3 separate regions of the Homo sapiens genome follow, and regions 1 and 2 are each linked to region 3. Evidence: read pairs that join two places in POLR2A ChIA-PET (ENCODE). Cell type or tissue: HepG2. All regions are shown on one strand.

What was found. Peaks named below come from ENCODE experiments on the same cell type or tissue, not always from the same donor. Only the 100,000 strongest peaks of a DNase experiment are listed, where the experiment ranks them.
Region 1: POLR2A ChIA-PET joins it to region 3 with 81 read pairs; 7 of 35 experiments call an interaction of 5 or more read pairs at or near these places.
Region 2: POLR2A ChIA-PET joins it to region 3 with 10 read pairs; 5 of 35 experiments call an interaction of 5 or more read pairs at or near these places.

Annotation. Positions count from the first base shown.
Region 1 is chr2:234,877,712-234,885,711 of GRCh38, reverse strand. All of the region lies in intron 2 of LOC101927896 (a long non-coding RNA gene), which reads left to right. Among named protein-coding and RNA genes, the nearest start is that of SH3BP4, 70 kb to the left of the region's middle. In HepG2, a CTCF peak has its summit at 3,810 (motif pointing left); DNase peaks (open chromatin) are centred at 3,841, 4,991 and 5,421; H3K4me3 peaks cover 1,604 bases.
Region 2 is chr2:234,993,845-235,001,844 of GRCh38, reverse strand. SH3BP4 (SH3 domain binding protein 4) reads right to left here. Exons shown (of 6, transcript NM_014521.3): 2 at 6,469-6,542. Among named protein-coding and RNA genes, the nearest start is that of SH3BP4, 46 kb to the right of the region's middle. RefSeq lists enhancers at 1,645-2,321, 2,437-3,066 and silencers at 4,166-4,460, 5,086-5,380. In HepG2, a CTCF peak has its summit at 5,279; DNase peaks (open chromatin) are centred at 884, 1,404, 3,184, 5,224 and 2 weaker places.
Region 3 is chr2:234,684,547-234,692,546 of GRCh38, reverse strand. All of the region lies in intron 1 of LINC01173 (long intergenic non-protein coding RNA 1173), which reads right to left. Among named protein-coding and RNA genes, the nearest start is that of LINC01173, 5.9 kb to the right of the region's middle. RefSeq lists a silencer at 28-322 and an enhancer at 4,066-4,691. In HepG2, no CTCF peak of the experiment used is centred here; DNase peaks (open chromatin) are centred at 116, 1,586, 3,256 and 5,896.

The DNA.
Region 1 (8,000 bases), 190 kb before region 3:
AAGGCAAATTCTCTCTCCCTCTCTCTGAAAGTATGAATTACTGCTTCTACTGTCTGGGTAAGATGAACTTGATATAATAGCCCCAATCTTGTTTGTTCCAATAGAATATTTCATACGGTCGAAGAAGGCTAAATTATGTGTTTTGAAATTCCCTGAAGCTGCAATTCAAGAAGTGTATAATTAAGCCCTGGCATTATTAAGGAGTAGAAAATATTTTTCTTCCAACTTTCCTATGGTTTAAAAACTATTCAGGCTTTGGATTTTTGTGATAGCAGACTAGGTGACACATTCTAAGAACTACCGTTAAATGGTGAACGAAAGTCAATGAATGTGGCCCTCCTGCTGGGAGTAAAAAGACTTTCTCACAGCTTTGCATTGGCAGCAGGCGTAGGTATTCCCTTCTTGGAGGCGGCCCTGAGAATCTGTGACAGGTGCGACACTTTTCAGCTACAGTGTCTGGAAAAGATATGGTTCAGCCTTCAGATCCCTTCCTGGCAGGGGTGACGAGAGTGGGCCGTGGCAGTCATTAAGTTCATTGTTTCAGTGAGATCCATACCTCCTTGAGAACTGCTTATGTTTCTCTAAAGAGATAACGTCACTAAAGGGTGAAGGCTTTTAAGGATAAAATCACACAAAAAAGAATATATTCTTGCATTGCTTAGATGTTGTTTTCCGTCCCTGGGGCTGTTATAACAAATTGCCAAAAACACGATGGCTTAAAGACAACAGAGTTTTATTCTTTCACAATTCTGTAGGTCGAAGTCTGAAATCAAGTGTGAGCAGGGCCACATGGGCCCATTCTGAAGACCCGAAGGAGAGTCCCCCTTTCCCTCTTCCAGCGTCTGGCAGTCCTAGGCCTTCTTTGGTTGACGGCAGCCTCACTTCCATCTGTGCCTGTGACTCACATAGCCCTCTTCTCAAAGTCTCTGACTTTCTCTTCTCTTAAAAGAACACCTCGGCTGGGTGTGGTGGCACACGCCTGTAATCCCAGCACTTTGGGAGCCCCAGGCAGGTGGATCACCTGAGGTCAGGAGTTTGAGACCAGCCTGACTAACATGGTGAAACCTCGTTTCTACTAAATACAAAAAAATTAGCTGGGCATGGTGGCACATGCCTGTAATCCAAGCTACCTGGGAGGCTAAGACAGGAGAATTGCTTGTGCCTGGGAAGGCAGAGGTTGCAGTGAGCCGAGACTGTGCCATTGCACTCCAGCCTGGGCAACAAGAGTGAAACTCCATCTCGAAAAAAAAAAAAAAGTAAAAAGAATCCCCAAAAAACCCCCACACCTGCTGTTGAGTTTAGGGCCTCTCCTCAATGCAGAGTGCTCTCATCTTGAGATAACTTAATGATATCTGCTGATAAAGATCCTTTTTCCCATAAGGTCACATTCACCAATACTGAAGATTAGGACATGAATGTATATTTTGGAGTCACAATTTAACAGACTTTAGATGTATATTTAAAAAATTCGGAAGATAACTAAGGGATTGATTACAATAGTTATCTATCTGGGGAGAGGGCGGAAAGAGAGGATAAGGCAGCAGAGGAGGAAGGGAGAATTTTGCTTCTATTTCATTCTTAAACAATTTAAAGTTTTGAGTCTGGTAAATCTGTCACTTAGTAAATAATTAAACAAGTAAATCTAATTTAAAATGATACATTTTCATTTTTATACTTTTTTTTTTTTTTTTTTGGGACAGAGTCTTGCTCTGTTGCCCAGGCTGGGGTGCAGTGGCACAATCTCGGTTCACTGCAAACTCAGCCTTCCCAGTTCAAGCGATTCTCCTGCCTCAGCCTCCCAAGTAGCTGGGATTACAGGTGTGCACCACCACACCCGGCTAATTTCTGTATTTTTAGTAGAGATGGTGTTTCACTATGTTAGCCAGGCTGGTCTCAAACTCCTGACCTCAGGTGATCTGCCCGCCTTGGTCTCCCAAAGTGCTGGGATTACAGGGGTGAGCCACCATGCCTGGCAGTCAGTTTCAATCTTTTTCAATCTTTTTTTTTTTTTTGAGATGAAATTTTGCTCTCATTGTCCAGGCTGGAATGCAATGGTGTGATCTCGGCTCACTGCAACCTCTACCTCCTGGGTTCAAGCAATTCTTCTGCCTCAGCCTCCTGAGTAGCTGGGATTACAGGCGCCCACCACCAGGCCCGGCTAATTTTTTTGTATTTTTAGTAGAGACGGGGTTTCACCATGTTGGCCAGGCTGGTCTTGAACTCCTGACCTCAGGTGATCTGCCTGCCTCGGCCTCCCAAAGTGCTAGGATTATAGGCATGAGCCACAGCATGGGGCCCAGTTTCAATCTTTTACCAATGAAAACCTGAACACAAAACAATAATTCTTAACCAATCATGATGAAACACAGTAACTTTTTTTTTTAATAAAAGGAAGAAGAAAGTGTTGAAAATTGACATCTATGTTTACATATCACAGCAACACAAAGTGCCAGCAAAAAAAAAAAAAGTGGAAAAATGAAAGTATCTTGGCCCCATGAGTTTTGCTCTGCTTCCCACTGTCATTTATTCAGTACATGTGTCACTAGATCCAGGACTTGCTCTAGAAGTTGGAGGAAGTCAATGGCACTGTGAGAAACGTGAATTACCAAGGGACTCTGTCATGTCCTTCGTTACTCATGTGACTTCCTTACATGAAAGGAAAATAGATCCTGGGGCCTCCAAATCACTCAGCTAAAGGGAAAAGTCAAGCTGGATCTGCTTAGGGCAAACCTGCCTCCCATTTATTCAAAGTCATCCCACTCTTCACTGAGATAAATGCATATCTGATGGCCTCCTTTGGAAAGGCTCATCAGAAACTCAGAAGAATGCAACCATTTGTCTCTTATCTACCTATGACCTGGAATTTCAGTATTAAACCAATGTTTATCTTGCATATATTGATTGATGTCTCATATCTCTGTAGAGACTACATGAAAATTTTGTTGTTGAAATAATTCGTTGTACTGAGCTTCAATTGAAATGCTTAAATACCTTGAAAACATTTCCATTTTTGCCTTTACTCAAATCAGGTGGTGGCTACTTTCTAATGAATGCAAATCCCAGTATGTGAAAAGTGTGGGTTAGGACAATAAAAGGGGAGGTGACACCATTTTAATGGTTTCTCAGAAGCTGTGCTCCGATGTCCTTGGGCACATGTCATCAGTACCTCCTGAGGTTATGTCACAGGTGCATGTCCTTAACTTTGGCAAAATAAACTTCCTAAATTAACTGAGATCTGTCTCAGATATTCAGGCTTCAGAGCTATGCCAGCTAACCCCTTATGCTGAAAACGAGGACTTAGAAGGAAAGGGCAAGAGAGCCAGACTTGCTTTTTCCTTTTTTTTTTTTTTTTTTAAGTCTTTCCTTATTCATCAATAAGCCAAAAGTAGAGGTTGTTAGTAGAAAATGTGTGCACCAAGAAGTGAAATAAAGACAGTTGAGTTCATGTGTTGTAGTGTTTCCAATGTTCTGCTAAGAATGAAATATATATGCATGTACAAGCCACAAAATACAAATTGTGTAATTTTGGTGATGCTGCATATGAGTTAAATGTACTTATGTTTGTATTTAAACGTGAAATTGCACAATATGAAGAGTAATGGTAAAATTCATGCTAATGATTTAAAATTGTATTCTTTCTTTACTCAAAACGACCTCAAGGAGCAAAGTAAAAACACCATAACAAATTGAGAGACTGTAGAAAAAGGGAAAAGCCTTATCTTTTACTACATTCCATGGCACGTTTCTCCTGCTTTTTGAATGAGAGCACTTACAGTTTCATTTTGCATTTGGCTGCAAAAACAGCGCAGCGCCCCCTGCAGGGAGCTGTATCACGGTGTTCTGATCAGCCTCTGGGGAAGTGGCCTCCTCTGGTCCAATCAGCTTGTGGACTGAGGATCACGTGATACAAAATATGGCCACCCCTGCATGAACCTGGAGCAACTGCCCTGGGTAGGTACCCGTACAAGGAAAGGCAATCCTTCAAGCAATAATCTTTTGGCAGTCTCCCTCACCTCTGTTCACCCCTGGGTATTTTTGGCATTGCTGTTTTTAATGATGGGGTGTGATGTTTCCTCAGCCTGTTAAACTTCATTGTGTTATTTTTTAACTGCTTCTGAGAAACTACTAAAATGCTGTTACCTCCCTTTTTATTGGCCTAAGCCACACTTTTCACATACTGGGCTTTTCATTCATTAGAAAGTAACCACTTATTTTGAGTAAAGGCAAAAATGGAAATGGTTTCAAGGTATTTAAGCATTTCAAGTGAAGCTCAGCACAGTGAATTATTTCAACAACAAAATTTCCATGCAGTCTCTTAGAAGAAAAATGTATCTTAACTAAATTTTAGGACTTCACATTTTGTTTTGTTTTGTCTTGGCTTATTTGTTATTTAAATGTGCGGATCTGTGAAATAACATCATTTCTTTTTAAAAGACAGCAGGTTCTAACTTTAGTACTTCCTGAGCAAAAAGAACTAAGGTTGCAGAAAGCTTCTCTTTCAGGCTGTCTTTCTGGCATTGCTGCAGGCAGTGCTGCCCTTGCTGGGAGGTCTCCACCATCCACATTAGCCTGCATGTCTCTGTCCCTTTGCTTCGTTTCCCACCTCTACCCACCTGCCCACCACACTCTCACACTTCCCCTGCCCAACCAGAATTGCCATCAGGGGCTATTGGTCCAATCCCAAATGCTAGTAACAGAACTGAAAAGCCCAAGTTTGAAGGGAATTTCTTCTTCCGTGAAGTCCCCTGGGAGAAAATTTTCTGGAAGACTCACCATCCCAGAGGCTACACAGCTCAGGACAACCCCTGTTCTTTTAAGGGAAAAGTGAAAGCCTGGACTTGTAGGTTTTCCCCACCAGTTTTCACATGGAGCTGATATCGGCATCTCTGCAAGGCCAGGAGGAGATTGAGTGACCTCTCTGGAACTCCGAAGTTTACTTTCCCTGCGTTTTCGTAACTTGTTCTCAGCTCTTTGAACTGCATCCAAGTGCCTAGTTCATGATGCCATAATTGCTCACCGGGTTCAAGGGCAGAGCTCTGGTTTCATATTGTAAAATTCAGTGCACCTGGGTACCACATAATAGCTGTGCTAAGACATGTGTGCATTACATCAGCTATGATTCATTCCTGTGATCTAGTTTAGACCACAATCTGATAACACAAACCAATTACTTAAACTGTTAGAAGATGCTTAACTGGAAAAAACATATCTTTAGTTTTCCTTCCAACTTTAGTCTAAACCATATATATATATGTTTTTATATATATATATATGTTCATATTCCATATATATGTATTCCAAATACTCTACATGAGTTTTAACAACAAAACTTGGGGGAATGGGATCTAAAATGTATTTCCCAGGTCTAGCTTGGATGGACTTCAGGGTCATTAACAAGCTGTGCCAAGCAGCATATGAAATCGGTGAGATAAGCTTTGATGCATATTAGCTGTGGGACCTTAAGCAAATGACTCATACTCTCTGAGCTAAAGTTTTCTTATCTGTGAAATAAGCATAGCAAGCCCTCCCCCTAAGGACTGTTGGGGTTAAATTAAATGGTAAAAGCTCCTTAGTCAGTACTCAATATAGGTTCAGTACAAATTGGTCTTTTTTCCTTTCCAATCATGGATACGTACCTGTTGGGCAAAGTAGGTTTCTCCTGGCCATGCCAGGGGACTTCTCACTGTGCTGCAGCCAAGGCTTGATTGAGATTGGCTCCTCTGGGTCTTTAGGGACATATCTTGATTGATATCAACCAATCACAGTTATCCTGTGTTAGGGCAACAAACTGCTACCCAAATCTGCAGCCTGGTGGCAGGGATTGAGTTAGGGGTGACCCAGGCAGTGCAAAGCTCAGCCATTTTTTTTTCTCCATTTGGACGTGAGCAAAGAAGCTGTGGCTCTGGTTACTGAAAAGGGTGAAACAAAGAATCTCCAACAGACAGGCGGGGGCTCTGTTTGAGCAAAGTCTCAACGGGACTCTTGTTTTATAGCACTATCTGCCATCCTCAAATACACCAGCTACCACTCTGGGCACCCATAAGAACAGAATGTCACTCATCTCTGGGTTTTCGATCCAGAGCTGCAAGTGGATGAGAATGGAGCTGAATCACATAGGACCCATTCGAGCACTTCCACCAGTTGAGCCTCTTCGAATGGATTTTAAGATCACCTCCTTCACACTAGCTGCATATGTGGAGCTTCCACTGTTAGACACAACACAATGGAATATGGCTGATATGGTTTAGCTCTGTGTCCCCACTGAAATCTCACCTCGAATTGTAACCCTCGAGTATTGAGGGAGGGACCTGTAATCCCCAGGAGTGGAGAGAGGGAAGTGATTGGATTATAGGGGTGGTTCCCCCATGCTGTTCTCCTGATAGTGAGTGAATTCTCATGAGATCTGATGTTTTTATAAATGATAGTTTTTCCTGCTCTCTTTCCCTGTCTCTCTCTCCACCCTTCTCCTGTCTCCTCTCTTCTCTGCCCTCCTCTCGCTCTCTCTCTCACCTCCTGCCATGTAAGATGTGCCTGCTTCCCCTTCTGCCACGATTGTAAGTTTCCTGAGGCCTCTTCAGTGGAACTGGCTGAAGAGGCTGAGGCAATTAAACCTCTTCTCTTTATAAGTTACCCAGTCTTGGCAGTTTTTTTTGTTTTGTTTTGTTTTGTTTTTTGAGACAGAGTCTCGCCTTGTCGCCCAGGCTGGAGTGCAATGCCGCAATCTCGGCTCACCGCAACCTCCGCCTCCTGGGTTCAAACGATTCTCCTGCCTCAGCTTCCTGAGTAGCTGAGATTATAGGTGCCTGCCACCATGGCCAGCTAATTTTTGTATTTTTAGTAAAGGCGGGGTTTCACCGTGTTGGCCAGGCTGGTCTCTAACTCCTGATCTCATGATCTGCCCTGGCAGTTCTTTATAGCAGTGTTATAACAGAGTAATGCAATGGCTATCTCTATTTTTACCTGCTGGTAGGAACCACAGGCAGAATGTTAAACCTCTGAGATCTCTCCAGACCATAAGAGTGGGTATAACACTTTCAGGATTGTGCCGTTTAACCCAGTAATCTAACTTTTAGACACATCTCCTGAGATACAGTCCTGAGAAAGAAAAAGGCTGTCTTTGTGAAAATGTTATTATAGCATTACCTCTGTATATATTTTGATTAAAATTAGAAAAGCATTACACTTAGTTGTAAAAACTGACAGTAGCAAAGGATTGAAAGTGAAATATATTAGCTCATTCCTTCCACATGACCCCTCCATGGCCTCACATCCCAGAGGTAGTATTATTCTAAAAAAATTTATTTACATAAATGAATATATTGGAGACATTTGTGTAAAAGCCTTAATTTGTGTTTAAAAATATTTAAGGGAGGCCGGGTACAATGGCTCATGCCTGTAATCACAGCACTTTGGGAGGCCAAGGTGGGCAAATTGTTTGAGGTCAGGAGTTTGAGACAGCCTTGCCAACATGGTGAAATCCCGTCTCTACTAAAAATATGAAAATTAGTTGGGTGTGGTGGCAAGTGCCTGTAATCTCAGCTACTTGGGAGGCTGAGGCACGAGAATCACTTGAACCCAAGAGACGGAGGTTGCAGTGAGCCGAGATTGCGTCACTGCACTCAAACCTGGGCGGCAGAGTGAGGCTCCACCTCAGGAAAAAAAAAAATTATAAGGGAATATCGAAATAATGAGGGATCCACTAAATTATACTGTAAGCAAAACAAAATAAAACCAACAAACCAACTAGCCCTAAAGCAACCTAAGTGCCATCAGTCTGGAACAGATTGATGAATTTGGTATCATCTAATGGAATGCTATATATCCATGACAAGGAATGAAGAAGACCTACATGTATTTTAACAGAAATGTGTCTAAGATACACCCTATATGCCAGTAAGTGAAAAAAAACAAGTTACAAAATAATATGTACAGTACCATTCCTTTGCAGTATAATGATATGGTTTGTACTATTCTATAGTTATCATAAATCAAGACATTTT
Region 2 (8,000 bases), 310 kb before region 3:
CCCTCCTTTGAGAGCCAATTCATAATTCCTCTTCAAATGCAGCACTGAAATGTCCAGGCCGGAACACCAAGTTGCCCGAACGGTCCGTGAGAACTCATCTCTCCAGTCACCTGTACACAGGCTTCCCGGATGCGGCCTCTTGCCCTGGACTGTGGGTTTCTATTAACCTATCTAGGGGAGCACCTTCGACGTTCAGGCATTGTTCAGAATAAGACCAAATTCAATGAAAAACCTAAAGATAATTTTCAGAAGCCAGGTCTTCCCTGTTCTGTAAGCAAGCAAAGAGTATCTGTACTTAATGAAAAGCACAAGAAATAAAAGCTAAATAAAGGGAAGGAGAGTTTTACACTGGTTTCTGTCAAGTGTCATCTCCGTTTCAGCTGTGCACTCTGGCCAAGACATTGAGGCCCCATTAGGTCCCGCCTCGGCTTATCTTATCTCCAAGTGCGATAGGCTTGTCTTAGGCCTTCCTCCAGCTCAGAGGTTGTTAACGTTTTTTGAGGGTGCAAATCCTCTAAGGAATCTGACAAAGTCTCTGGACCCTCTCTTTAGAAAACTACCTCCACCCGTAAAGTTTAGCATGCAGTTTCAGGGGTTTCACAGACCCCCTCAAAGGGCCACGCCAAGGGCCCGGGAGCCCAGGATAAACACATCTGTTCTGTTACTGATAACAGCTACCTTCAGAAGACCAAGGCCGGGAAGAGCAGCAGATGCCCCAAGTCAAGCCAGAGCCTCTGTCAACACTGTTTATAATTAATTTCTCAAAAACTGGAGGCAGAGACGAGGTTGTACGTCCCAGCTCAGACACAAAAGTGGGCACCGTGTAAACGGGATTTATGGGCAATGATAAGGTAAGAAGGAAAAGAATCAAGTTGTGTTTACTGAGAGCAAAGTCCAGAGCTGCCTGGGGGAAGGAAAGAGGTCAGAACAAGGTGACGCCTGCCCACAAGCAGCTGGGGCGATGGGGAGACACCACCAGTGCAGAAAAAGGCAGAACCCACACAGAGGCTGCTGGCAGTGGGGACAGGCCCCAGTGTGTGGGGCACCAGATAGCGGGTAGGACCCGGCACAAGTCCCTGGCCTTTATGTCTCTGCTTTCTCTTCTGCCAAATGCGAGGCTGGGCTCTGTGATCTTTCAAGTCCCTCTGACCCTCCAACAGAGTGGAAAGGAGATTCAGAGCACACCACATGTGGGACTACAGGACCCACCTCTACGCAATGGGGACATGAACATCGCGGCTTGACGTCCTCCATGTCAGCGGCTCAGAGACAAAGCATCAGAGCCCGAGCCCAAGATCCAGGCTTCCCCTTCTGGCTAAGCCCCTCTTGGAAGGAGGGGCCCCGTGTTATTGACTCTGGCCAGTGGATCATGCTAATCCCTCCTCTGACCTTCATATCCCCTGGAACCAAAGGGCGGGGCCCAGATCAGGAGAGCAACCTGCATGGGAGAACGGCATGAATGAAACGTCAGGCACAGGGGCAACCCCCCAGTCACATCAATAACATGTTAACAGTGAAGCCACACAGCCCAGGCTCGGGGGCCCTCCATAAGCAGGTAGGAGAAGTGAGGCCCAGAGAGGCTACAGGACTTGCTTAACGTGATAGGGTTGTAGGGAGTTCCGAAAGGAAGGAAGAAGGGAAGGAGGGAGGGAGCCTGCAGAGAAGCCCAGCCGAGGATAAGTGAGTGCCACTTCCCCTATTGCCTGGGGTTCCCAGTGGCTGTCGCTGCCTGGCCCAGGCACACCCCCAGCCTGGAAACCCCTGTGGCCTCACCCCTCTCCAGATGGATCAGTGGTGGAGACCAGGTACAGGTGAATCAATCCACAGCGGACCCAGAGCTTGAGCTGGCCCAACCAGCTGCTTCTGAGACTTGGATGCTCAGAAACTCAAAAGCAGCCCAAGGGCAGGTCCTGCAAAGGGCTGCTGCGCATTGACTGGCAGCCACTCCTGGGCCAGGTATGTGCTGGTGGTGAGCAGCAGAGGCCGCGTGACAGAGCCAGCTGCACAGGTGAGAGGAAAGTCTAATTTTTGATGACCAATTCATTTCTCAAAGTTTGAGAAGATTCACTGTGCTCTCTTTCTGGATCATTCCAATAATCCTGCCCTGTTTTCTTCTTGAGCAAGTCTGAGGGTGTCTTAGATTCCTTTTTAGTCTTTGAGAACCTTCAGAGACCCAGGTTCCATCTTTACCAAGGAGAAAACTGAGGCCCAAGGAAATTGATTTATGTAACATGCTATTGTGCCAATAATTGAAATCTGTCTATGCTTGGTCAGAAGCTCTTTGCATAGGTATTTTTCTGACCCAAGAATGAAACGCATCCAGGTGCCCTTCCGAAATTGCAGTCTGCCCAGACAACTTTAAGGAATGAACTAACAACAGGGTGGGGGACAATTCCAAACACAGAGACAGGAAAATCAGGGCTTTTCTGATTTGATGGGAAGCTTCTTCAAAATGGGAGCAGATTTCAGCAAGAGATTCAAAGGCTCTTGAAATAAATAATAGCGGAATCTTTCTTTGACTGATGTCTTTTGTCCCCAAAGCCTCAAGTATGTTAAAAATCCCTCCTGTGAACTCACAACATGCTTGCTTTAAGAAAGGTGTAAGGCAGGCTAGTTATGACACCACAAAACAAGCCTCTCAAGAAGGCAGGCGCCGTTCTTAGTCCAATGTGTCGCCGGGAGTGCAGCTCACGTTTCTTTCTCCTCCGTCCAGATTCCCCAGCTTCCCTTCGGCAGCTGATGGCCTCACCAACGTGCATTTGCAGCGGTTTATTCACTGAGGCCCTGCGGACGTTGTCACTGGAATGCAGAGGCTTGGAGAGACGCTGAGCACAGCTTCCCGTTCAGCCGCTGCATGGCCTCAAGTGCCCTTCTCCTCTATTGGATTATCTGCTGATTACGGGGAGGTCAGGCCTTGGCAGGTGCAGAATCAGTGCCTGCAGGACACCTCAAAGGACAGTCCAAGCAGACCTGGTCATGCTATTAAGGACGCTGGCCTTAGTTTCTCTGTCCCAAGGATGTATGAAAGCCAGGATCTCTGTCACAGATCGAAGGCCATGGGGACATAGCCCAATGCAAACCTCAAAAGTAAACCAATTAGTGGTAGCCAGAGGCGGGGGCAGGGGCAACGGGTGTGGTCATGTAGTGAGTACAGGGTGCTCTTCCAGGGTGATGACGAAGTTTTGAAACGAGAGAGAGGCGGTGGTGACACAGGACCAAGAATGTACTCAATGCCCACTGCAGCGGTCAGCTGGAGGTTATGTGACTTTCACCTCGAAACCAAAACCAACAAACAAAAAGCTCACCAAACACACAAAGGGATAGGAACTTTGGAGAACCTCAGTCTGACGTGACCCCTGAAGACTTTCCACATGGTCCAGGCAGGAGGTGTGCAGGCAGAGCCTGCGTGGCCAGTCGCCCTGCGAAGAGTGGGTGACTCCGCTACCACCCATTTCTTCACTGCACCTTCAACTGTCGTGTGAATTTACAATCCCAAGAAAAAAAATTATGTTTACCTGTTCATTTTTACGTCTCCTGTTTGTGGCTCATGATTTATTCCCATTGGCCAGTCTAGAGGGGGTGTGGTACCAGCCCACGTGGTTCACGTGCCCCCCCAGGCACCCAGCTAAGCTAAAGGAACAGAGGAGTGGTTTAGGGGACACACAAATGCAGCCGGTCTGCAGGCTGGGCTCCGAGACTTTTTTATTTTTTATTTTTTTTTGGAGATGGAGTCTCGCTCTGTCGCCCAGGCTGGAGTGCAGTGGTGCAATCTCAGCTCACTGCAATCTCCGCCTCCTGGGTTCAGGTGATTCTCCTGCCTCAGCCTCCCAAGTAGCTGGGACTATAGGCGCCCACCACCACGCCCGGCTAATTTTTTTGTATTTTTAGTAGAGACAGGGTTTCACCGTGTTAGACAGGATGGTCTTGATCTCCTGATCTCGTGATCCGCCCACCTCGGCCTCCCAAAGTGCTGGGATTACAGGCATGAGCCACCGCACCCAGTCTTCTGATTCTTCTTAATCACCCTCTGAACTTGAACTTGAATGAAGTATTCTGGGTTTCTGAGTACTCTGAGATGAGTTTCTCATCTGTGAAACAGGCAGGGTGTTCCCAGGCCTTGAGCAGACACAACTACAGAGGGTGTTCAAGCCACCGGGGGCTGGAGCTCACCCTTCCCAGCCATCAGTGGGACAGTGGGAACAACCACAGGGGCAGGCCTTGTGGGGCCTCGATCTCCGCACCGGCTCCGTCCCCTAGCTGACACTCCCCGGAGGAGCAATCGGCCGTGCTCTGCTGCAGGCCTCCTGTTTCCTCAGTCATTCTGGTCTCAGGAACTGAGTCAGGGAGCATTTCTGCTGCCTCCTTCATCCTGAAGGACACCAGGCACCAGGATAAACTACCTCTGATGGTGATGACAGTGGGAGCAGGATCAGGTTAACAACTTGAACCCATGAGGTGGGAACTATGTGCAAATCACGAAATTTGCCACGGACAAAACTCGGGGCCTGGAAATGGAAACCCTGGGTAGCCGTGTCTCTCACTGACCCCCAGGCAAATCAGACTGTGACTATTCAGAGGCACCAAGAAAACACTACATGTATGCCTCTGGGAAAACAAGGCAAAACGAAAATCAGCTTAAAGTGTGGTGGCCTGTGGATGGTCTCTAACTGCTGTGGGGACCCACGCCCCCAAGCACCCCTACACCCCACCCAGAGGCACATGCAACGCTCTGCCCGCTGTATCCAGGGCAAGTCTGGGTGCACCTCCCTCACCGGGCTCCCGGAAGCCTGTGTGCCCGCCACGGAGACAAGCGGGCACCGCTGTGGGATGGCGGCACCCGTCCCACCCTCCCGTTCCTCTTCCCAGATGTCTTGCTGCCCCAGTAACTCTGGCACAGGGTCAGAAAAAGCAAACCACATGCGTGCCGCCCAAGGAACTGCTGGAGCCCGAGAGGGACCCCCATTAACCTCCTCCTGCTTTGCTCAGGATGGGGCCTGCTCTGGCGATGCCCCAAATGCAAAGTCCAGCGAGGCCAGTCCATGTGGGGGCCCAAAGAGAACCATGCCGCACAACCCCCTGGTGTCTCTCCAGTTTATCTACAGACAAGAACCAAGCTGCAGTGCTCGCCTTTGATTTTAGAAACCCCCGCTTTCTGACCAATGCCAGGCAGAAAGAATGCCAGGAATGTGGATGCCTTTCAGGAGGGTTCACCGCAGCCCAAAGAGACCACAGCCTCCAGGGCCAGGGGCTGCACTTATAAGGAAAGGCCTGCTGGTGGCCTCTGCCTGGGCTGAAGTGTTTCAAGTCGCTGAGGCCCCAGTGGGCGGAGGACTGACCCTGGGACCAGAGAACTCCTGAATTCCTCACGTCACTATGAAAAGCCCTGAGCCTCCTCCTGAACATCTCAAACCTTCTCTCCATCCTAAGGCACAGGCAGATACTGGAAAACAAAGAGACAGGACAGAAAGGGTGGGGGGAGAAGTTGAAATAAAATCCAATCAGCTACCCTCAGTTTACAGGATTTAAAGAAAAACCTGAAACAGTGCAAGTAGCTGCCTGCTTTATTTAGAAGGGCTTTTAAAATTCCAACGTGGCCCAGAAAGGAATCCCACTGTGAGCTGCGGCTTCTCAACTCCCCCTTTGGCCTTGAGCATCCAAACGTAGCGTTTACTTAGATCCAATCCTTTCTACTTGGTGGGGAAAGACTTGTATGTTGCTTTTCTAAAAAACTGGAGGCTGTGCCCGCCCTATGAGGTAGGTGATCCTATCCAACCGACTTTACAAAGGAGGGTGTTCCTTCTATTGCCAACCAGGAGTATAAAAGCCAAGAACAGCCAAGAAAACCTCCAGGAACATTTTACCAGAACACCATTTAATCCAGCTCTTCCTCACAAACACCAGCTGAGGCTTCCTTGGAACATTTTTTGCCAGCGTGTTTCAAGGACAAATGCTCCCCTGACGCCCCAGGGAGGGTGACCTCTAACCGCGGGTCCATCCCCATCTCGTCGCAGGGCGACGTGAGAACAATCCCTCCTTTGTGTACACACCACCCAACCTGGGCTCTGTCCCGCGGCTGCTGGGGTGGGGGAGCTGCTAGCCTGGCTTCTTGGAAGAGTGAGAACGTTCCACGGGTGGCAACAGAAAGTGGATTCGCTGAAAAGAGAAACACGGGGCTGTTCTGGGAATGCGCCGGGGCCGGGCTTCTGGATGCCAGGATGACAAATGACCTTCCCACACTGGGGACAACACTGTGGGCTTCGAGGACAGGAGGAGAGCGCCATGAGGGACAGGCCTGCAGTGCCTGAGAAAGGTCAAGTGTCACCAGAAGCTTCCAGAAGCATTCTCCCTCCTGCAGCTGCTCTGCACACGTTTGGGGCCTGTGTCCCCATGAGTCCGGCACCTTGGTCATGACATGGTAAAGCGGGTCCAGGTATGGCAACCCACTCACACCATGCCTGCACTGCCTACCTGGTACAGCCGCAGCCTCTCGCCATCAGAGAAGTCCCAGGACACGGCCTTCTGTCCAGGAGAGAAGGGAGACGCTGCAAGACAAGAAGGAAACACGAGTGAGCTTCAGTCCTGTCCAGCGCAGAACTCAGGCCTGCTTCCCGCCAGGGCCCCTTCACATCCTGGAGGACAGACGGGCTCTGCAGTGCATTTCCACAGCAGGTGAGGATGGTGGTGGACGCTGCCACGCGGCCCCCAGGTCCCCTTCTGAAGCCAACTCTGGAGAGTGGCCAGCGGAAGGACCTTCACCGGGGGCCACCCAGAACTGTCTCACTGGAAAGAGCCCTTTTGAGGCCACATCAGCCCCCTTCCTGGGCCAGCCTGCACCCAATGACCAGGCCAGTGACTAGCGCGGGGTAACAAAGCCTGCCCCTCACCCTACTCCTGAATCAGGGTGACTCGGCAGTCTGGCCCAGGCCAGAGCTCCTGTGGAGAAAGCGACAGGCTGCATGGAGGCTGCATCCCAGCCTCACTGTCCTCTTCCCCTGCTGCTGTGCTCCCCAGCAAACCTAAACGTCCTGCCCAGTGGCCTCTGCATCACGTTCCGCTTCACAGGGAGCCCTGCCTGTGACAATAGCTTATTGTGCCTTTTCTCACCCCAACAATGAGTCTCCCATCACCTGCCATTACTTCTGCTGCAATGACTGGCATTGTGAGCGCAACAGAAGCATCTTATCAGCTGCGCCCTGAAGATGAACCCCAGACACACCGCAGCAGTGGGGTCTCCTCCTCAAGTCACACGGCGCTGACATCACTACAGAGCCGGCGCCTTTGAGAGCAGAACCAGCCAACATCAATGCGACAGACGGAACTGCAGGTGCCACCACGACGCCCTCCCCCTCAGGCTGACTTCCTCCACAGGAATAACAGAGTGGGCCCCGGGGCCTTCAGAGGAATCCAGGACCTCATCAGACTGTGAAAGAAGGAGTGGGAACTTCCTTCTGGACACCTTCCCTCAATCATGGCCACTCATCCTCTGCAGGAACCAGACAGCCCAGAACAGACCTCCATCCATGTAAATATTTAACATGCAATTAAAAGGAGCGTCACAATCACCCAAGAAGGAAAGAATCATTCCCTGTGATGCTAGGACAACTGGCTGGTGTTCAGAGCACAGATCCCCCCTCTCAGGGCTTCAACTCACACCCAAAGACAAAATGAATTCCAGATCAATAGAAGGGTGTGGAGGGGAAGAGGGAGGGAGGAAAGGAAACCGCCCAATAGGTAATAGAAAATCTGGTTGTATAGTTGATCTCTACGTAGACACGGACCTTCTAAGGGTACAAGCGATGTGCAAAATCACACAGGCAAAATGAAAAGAATCAATGAACGCTACGAAAAAGGCCGCAACAATGTGACAAAATATATGCACAAACACAAAAGATCTGAAACCAGAGAAGACAAAAACAAAGGGTGGGAAGAGACAGGCGGGACTGCAGGTGCCACCACAGCTCCAACACAGCCACCTGCACCCAAGCTGATTTTCTGGACAG
Region 3 (8,000 bases):
CATCAACCTAATACATTTACTTACAGGTTTATTTGTTAATGCTTGTCACCCCATGAAACTGTGGGTCCATGGGGGCAGGAGCCTATTGGTTTTGTTACCTACCACTCCATCCCTCACTGAGGAGCTAGGTAAATATTTGTTAAGTGAATGAATCGATTCATTCACACTGCTGATATCACATCAGCCCTTTTGTTAGAAGCCTTTAAAAACCTCCAGTCTCCTATAAGGCTCTATCTTCCTTATTCCAAATTGCTTCATACTTTGCTTTATTTTTTTTGGAGACCGAGTCTTGCTCTGTCACCCAGGCTGGAGTGCAGTGGTATGATCTAGGCTGATTGCAACCTCTGCCTCCTGGGTTCAAGCGAACCTCCTGCCTCAACCTCCCAAGTACCTGGGACTACTGGTGTGTGCCACCATTCCTGGCTAATTTTTGTGTTTTTAGTAGAGACAGGGCTTTGCCATGTGGGCCAGGCTGGTCTCAAACTTCTGGCCTCAAGTGATCCTCCCACGTGGGTCTCCCAACATGCTGGGATTACAGGCGTGAGCCGCTGTGCCTGGCCCATACTTGCTTTCAGTTTATTTTTTGTATCGTATACTTTCACTCCACACCCTATTGCCAGTTTCACCTCAGTGTAGCCACATTTCTCTTGGCCTCTGGAGCTCTATTTTCCATACTAAAACCTTTATCATCCTTTAAAGTTCAGCTCCAACTTCACTTTTTTGGTGCGGTCTTTCCTTCTAGAAGTCTGTAACATTTGCTTGTAACACTCGAGCTCATGTTTCTTTCTGCCTCATAGTAAATCAGGTGCTTTAATACCTCCCTTTACCACTAAATTGAAAGAATAAAAATCTCTTAGTTGTTATGATATTCGTCTAAGTTTGTAGCTCATAGGAGTTGCCAGGGAAAGATATGTTTGTCAAATTAATAAAAGCTTTCTTTAGTTAAAATACCATCCTCTGCAGTTACAAGGTTCCATCTCCTGGATCTTTTAAAGCATTTGTATTTGTCAGTATAAAGCATTCACAAAAGGATTCACTTTAAACCTTGCTGTGGACTGATCCCGCTGGGGATTTTCTATTAATCATTTAGTATTGGGTATCTGGTGACGACGGTCGTAGGGAAAAGCAATGGGAGCAGAGAAGCAAAATCCCGCCCCAGGCACATGATGGTCTTTGCACAGCCTGGTCTTTGAGTTATCGTCTTTGTAAATGGATATGGTGGCACAATTTCAGTGCCAAGAAGATAGACTGTTTTCATTTATTTTACATTATACGTTAGGACCTAAATATAAATATTCCAGCTATTCATCTCAGCATGATTTGGTTGTGGAAACATAATCGGAATTGTCTAAGAGACGCAGGCGGTGTCTATTTTGGTCCTGGCACAGGAAACTCAGCCTTTGTCCATTTTTACAGTTTGATTTATGGGAGGTTAAAAATTCATAATGCAGCAGCTAACCTCCAGCAAATATTGTTTTTTGCATGAGCCAATTCAAACGCTCCCTCATCTCAGGTTTCCTGTTCAAACGGTCTAGAAATGTGGAGTTTAGCTGCTACACACCAGCTTAAACTACTGAAAATCAGCCAGCCTTTGCCCTGTGGGGATCGGGAGGGGCTCAGCCCAGAAGACAAAGAGAGGGGCTAGGGAGCCATCCATCCACCTCTCAGGCACACTTTCTGTGTCAGCTGCCTGATGCTTGTTATTTTACTTAATCTTCCAGTAATCTCATGACATAGACCCCATTAGCTTTACTTCTCAGAAGCAGGAACTGAGACAGGTTAAGCAACCTGCCTGAGCTTGCAGCACTGGTGAATGGCCAAATGGCTTGGCCTGACTGTCAGGCTGTATGTGGGGCTTCCTGCTGCAGACAGCAAGCTGCAGCATGGTGGGATGTCTGCAGCTTACTGCTGGCTGTCCTGCTGCCTAGAGGCAGCGATGCAGAGAATTCATATAGTGGAAGTTGCGGGGGGGGGTTCATTTTCTTCTGGGCAACAACACAGAGCTGCCCTGTGCTTTGTGAAGTGTGGACACATAAGAGCATCCTATAGTCAAAGCGTGAGCTACACATCTAACTGTGCCAGGGGACAGGTAAACCCCCCTTTCCCTGCAGACACTGCTATGGATGCCTCACTCTCCCTTCTACCTCCCCAGGCTCTCAAAGGCCCTATGGACGGCTCTGGCCCACAGAAGCTTCTGATTGTTTGAAAGGAGCATCAGGGCCTAAAGGCTGCTCCGTGGGTGCTACTGCAGGGTGCGGCTGTTCCAGGACTCAGGGCTTGTCAGGATCCCGCGTGTGTGAGTGCAGGCCCCAGAGACTCCACACTAATTGCACCTGCTCAAAACTCTCTCCTAACTAACTGGACCACAGAGGCCGTGAGATAAAGAGACCCTGCCCTGGGCCAAGAGAAACACTGATGTAAACAGACAGGGAGACCAGGATGGAGGAAGCACGAAGGTGGCAGAAGGACACCCATGAGGTCTGCTTGGCAGTGCTGGGCTAAGTCAGGAGATGCAAGTGTTGCGCTGGCAATGCCATGGCCTGGGGATTTGAGGAAGCCTCTCCAGGCTCCTTATCAGGACGTAGATTTCATGGCTGACCTAGAGCTACCTGAGCAGGCCGGATTCATACTCCATCACTTTCCATTAAAATATCCCAAAAACAGGCCGGGCATGGTGGCTCATGCCTGTATTCCCAGCACTTTAAGAGGCTGAGGTGGGAGGATCACCTGAGGTCAGGAATTCGAGACCAGCCTGGCCAATATGGTGAAACCCATCTCTTCCGAAAAATACAAAAATTAGCTGGGGATGGTGGTGGCCACCTGTAATCCCACCTGTAATACTTGGGAGGCTGAGGCAGGAGAATCGCTTGAACACAGGAGGCAGAGGCTGTAGTGAGCAGGAGCTGAAATCATGCCATTGCACTCCAGCCTGGGCGACAAGAGTGAAACTCCGTCTCAAAAAAAAAAAAAAAAAAAAAATCCGGAAAATAAAAACATCTAACAGCTTGGAAAATTAGGACCTAGAGTTTCTAGGCCAATGTTGGACCTAGAGTTTAGGATGACTATTTGTATATTTTAGCAGAGCTTGGGTTTAATTGAGGAACACAGGGAATTCCCCCAAGTCCGCTGCATGAGATCAGCATAGCAGGTCCCAGAGAAGGTAGGAAAAGACTTTGACCCCCTGGGTGATCTTTGTTTGAGTCCACATTAATCAGAAAACAGAGCGGACACCCTCTCACTGCACAAGGTCACTGCACAAGGACTATCTCTGAAGCTATCAGCGGTGTTCCTACTTTCATCTACCTTTATTCCTCCTCTATATCTTTGAGCTCTAGTTCTCGACATGGTGGTGGGTGGGGGAAGGTCACTTGGCCACCTGCACGTGGACAGGGTAGTTCAAGGGAGGTTGTAATTCATGAAAACTTCTCTGGGTAGAACAAACATTTAATCCACAGGGGGAAGAACACTCACCATATACTAGGCAAGACCAACACACTACATGGGATTTTTTTAAAGGAAAAAGATAAAAATTCACATATATTTAGACAAAAGAGAAAAGAGGGCAGATTATTTAAAAACAAACAAAAATTAATCTGACATCAGACATTTCTGCAAAAGCCAGGGGATGATGTCCCCAAATTCACACACTTCTAAGAGGTAAAAATTGAGTCAAAGTTAGGTACAAAGACTATCATACCCAGCCACACTTTTACAACACAGGGTCATCCTTGGTTACATTGGGGATTAGAAAATGACCATTCACATTCTCTTTTATAATTAGTTAAGAGATATTCTAGCCAACATAAAAGCAATCAATATAAAGAATTAATTACCAAAAAAAGAGCACCTTACTTAGTCACCCCTTTAGTTAATAAACATTTATTGAATGGTTGCAAGGTGCCAAGGCATTGTGCTAGTAAGCAAAATTTTGAACAAAACCAGAAAGGTCCATGCCCTTGTGAAGCCCACAGTCCAAGGGACAAGAGGGAAATAAACAGGCAAACACCTACCAGGAGACAGGTAACATAGTGGCATGGTGCATGGTGGGATGGTGACAGGGTGAGATGGTGGTGTGGTAACTTGATAACATAGTTCAGTATGACAGGGTGCATCATGACACAGTGGTACAGTAAGTAACATCTCACCATATCATGGTGAGATGGTGGCATGGTGATGTGGCATGGTGATATGGTGATGTGACATGATGGCATTGTGGCAAGATGTGATATGGTGGCATGGTGATATGGTGTCATGGTGATGTTGTGACATGGTGACATGGTGGTATCGTGGCATGGTGGCATAATGATGTGGTGATATGGTGGCATGATGGTGTGTGACGTGATATGGCATGATGATGTGGTGGCATGGTAACATGGTGGCATGATGATGTGGTGGCATGGTGGTGTGGTGAGGTGGTGACATGGGGACATTGCAGCATGGTGGCATGATGTCATGGTGGTATGGTGGCATGGTGGTGAGTTGATGTGTGGCATAGTGACATGGTGGAATGATGGCACGATGGTGTGGTAGCATGGTGACATGATGGCATGGGTGGCATGGTGGCGTGGTGACATGGTGGTGTGGTAATGGGGTAGCATGGTGGTATAGGGGCATAGTGGCATGGTGGCTTTAGGGCATGGTGGCTTGGTAACATGGTAGGTACGGTGATTCTAAAGAACCAAGCCCAGTTCAGGGTGGCCTGAACACAGGGTAGGTGAGAACTGAAATGGATCGAACACAGAGACCACACAGCACCACAGCCCATGAGGCCTAGGCAGAGGCTGTGTGGTCTTGATCACTAAGGCTCTGCCACTTCTTAGCTCAGCATCTGGCTCATAGTATAGGTCCTCAATAAATATTTATTGGATGAATAAATGAGTTACATTAAAATGGCCTAAAAAGAGAAAAAAAATCTCAAATAATTTTTACTTTATTAAAAATAGCAATGATAATATACGTCGATCTAGGTCTATAATGTGAAAGTAAATTAACAAAGACTAGGAAATAATCAAGTGCATAGGAAGAGATAAAGTGTAATAAATTTTAAGTCTTATGTAAAAAGGAGTCAAAATAATTGCTTTATTCTGGACTTAGATAATTAGAGAACACATTTAAATAGATATTTTAAAAATTAAAAGTATTCATTGGTATAATTTTTAAAAATACCATCGTACAAATAACATGAATATAAAAGAAAGCTACAGTAAAGTATACAATGGAAAGCCTAACAAAGCAAGATGAGAGGCATAAGGGTCAAGCATTTTCGTTATGATGATAAATGTTGGCAGTTTAAATTCCGCTATATCAAAGCAAAGTCTTATAATAGGAAGCAAAAATAGGATATGATACAAGAAATAAATATTAAGGAGAGCTCTTTTACAATTTAAAATAAAAGACTGGGGAAAGATAGACAGGAAAGTTCACATGACAGAGGAAACGATTATTTCAATATGAAGAAAATGTAGGCATCAACTCAAGGAGCCTTAAAGTGGCAATAAAAGTCATGTTGTGTTATGAAAGGTATTAGCAGTAAAAATGGTCCTTAGCCTTCATATGCTGAGAAACACAGTACTGGCACTGTATATTCACATTTTAAAAGTCAAGAAGAAATGATCAAAATACAACTATTAGGGAGAGTTTATCAGTACCACTACTCTATGGTAGATCAGGAAACAATGAAAAGAGAATTAGTTGCGTGTGGCTGCCATAACAAATTGCCACAAATGTGATGGTTTAAAATGACACATATTGACTGTCTCACAATTGTGCAGGTCAGAAGGCTGTAATCAGTTTCACTGGGCTGAAATGGAGATGTCAGTAGGGCCTCACCGTCTCCAGAGGCTCTGGGGAGGACCTGTTTTCCTGCCCTTTCTTGTCTTTTCTAGCTTGGAGCTGCATTCCTTACATTCCCTGGCTCCTGGCCCCTCCCTCCACCTTCAAAGCCAGCAGCATAGCATCCAGCTTCAGTGGTCACAAGGCCTTCTTCTTCTCTATCAAATCTCTCTCTGCCTCCCTCTTGTAAGAATACTTGTGATTTGCATTTAGGGCATACCTGGATAATCCAGGTGAGAAAAGAAAAATAGCTGAGAGCAGTCTGAACGATGTGGGCAGAACTTACCAGGCTCAGAGATACTTGAGCACAGGGCTTCAGTCTCACCCTGCCCTTCCACACCTATGCTGGGGGCAATTGTTTAAAAGCATTTCAGACCAGATGTCTCACCCTTATATCCTGTTCCTGGAATTAGTGATACAAAAGACAATGTATAGCCATTCAATAGACTATGTTATTTTAATGTAAATTGTTGGTGAACAGCTTAGGAACTGCCTCTCCTTCTTTTCTTTAAAATCCGACTTGTAACTGCTGTTAATTAGAATGTAGATTCAGGGCAATTAGGATCTATGCTCCTGGGTTGCAGTCCTCAAATTTGGCCCAAATAAACTCTCTACTTTTATTAATTTTGCCTCAGTTTTTTTTTCCTTTAAGTTGATTCAGGATAATCTTCCCATCTCAATACTGTTAATCACATCTGCAAAGTCTTGTCTTATAAAGTAATATCCAAAGGTTTGAGGGATTAGGACCTGTATATCTTAAGGGGCCACTGTTCAGCCTATCACAATGATAATGTAAGACTTAGAAAAGATAAAGATAAAGCTCGTACTAATAGGACTACTAATTTTTGAATGTCCATGGAACATTTACAAAAGTTGCATATATTTGCCTCTATAAAATCCTCAGAGCAAAACTTGTTATTCGTGAACATAATTTTCTAAAATTCAAGATTTATAATAAACATTTAGAAAGAATAACCCAATTAGTTAAGATATAACAAATAAAATAAAAGCCCTCTCAGATAACTAATAGGATATCAAATATTATTTCAGTATATTTAGAAAATTATTAAAAAGGAAGACACTATGTAACTAAGGCTTTCCAAGGTATTGGGAGAGGCCAATTATTAACCCTAAATGCTTTCATTTCCAAATGAAGAAGAAAAAAAATATATGTTATCCTTCAACGTAGGGAATTAGAAAGAACATAATATAGATGAAATCAGAAATTAATGACTTTTAAGATGATGGGATTAATAAGTGAAACAAAAAATGATTTATTTGCAAAGACAATAAATACCTCTGCCCAGTGTAGTCAAGGAATAGGGAAACTGTAGAAAAATAAACTTAGTGAAGGTCTTCGTTTCTCATTCCTATCAACACATTACAATGTTACTTTGGAGGCTCTGGACAGAAGACAAAAACAAGTAATATACATTTGATATGAAGAAGATAGAAGTATTACTATTTGCAGCCAGTATGATTGTATATAAACACCCCAGATTGTCAATCAAAATAACATATGGATTGTGGATAGAATTCAGTGGCTGATTCTGAAAGTAATATATAAAAAATCAGGTCTTTATAATGTCTATAACCACTTGGAAAACATACAAATAATTATAGATACTATTATTACACACCAAAAAATAAGTAATACCAATATTTACATAACATGTCTTGGATGATAAGACTATTTTGTATGATTAAATTTCCCAACTTACATAATTAAAATAATTCCAAACAAAGTCTCTATACTATTTTTGGGAAAACTTGTTAAAATAAATCCAAAGTTCATGTGGAAGAAAAAAGTGTTGAGAATAAATTTTAAATGTTTTGAAAGAAAGTATTATGAGGGGAAATGACTTTTCCAAATATTAAAAATGCCATAAAGCTGTGTTGATTTTTAGTTCATATAGCCCTATTATTAGAGAAGGAGTTTGAATATGTGATGAAGTTGGCAAAGGCAAATAGTATGAGAAGTCATGGATTATTTAATGGAAAATGCAGACACTGCTAGTTAGAGGGAAATGTGTTGGCTAATGAAACGTGTGGTGAAGCAACTTCCTAGAATATGTTAACTGGGTATGCAGGGGGGTTATTAAAGTCCTGATAAGTCACAAGTTCACAAAGAATATATACTCCTTGATCCATAGAAGAGGTGGCCTGTA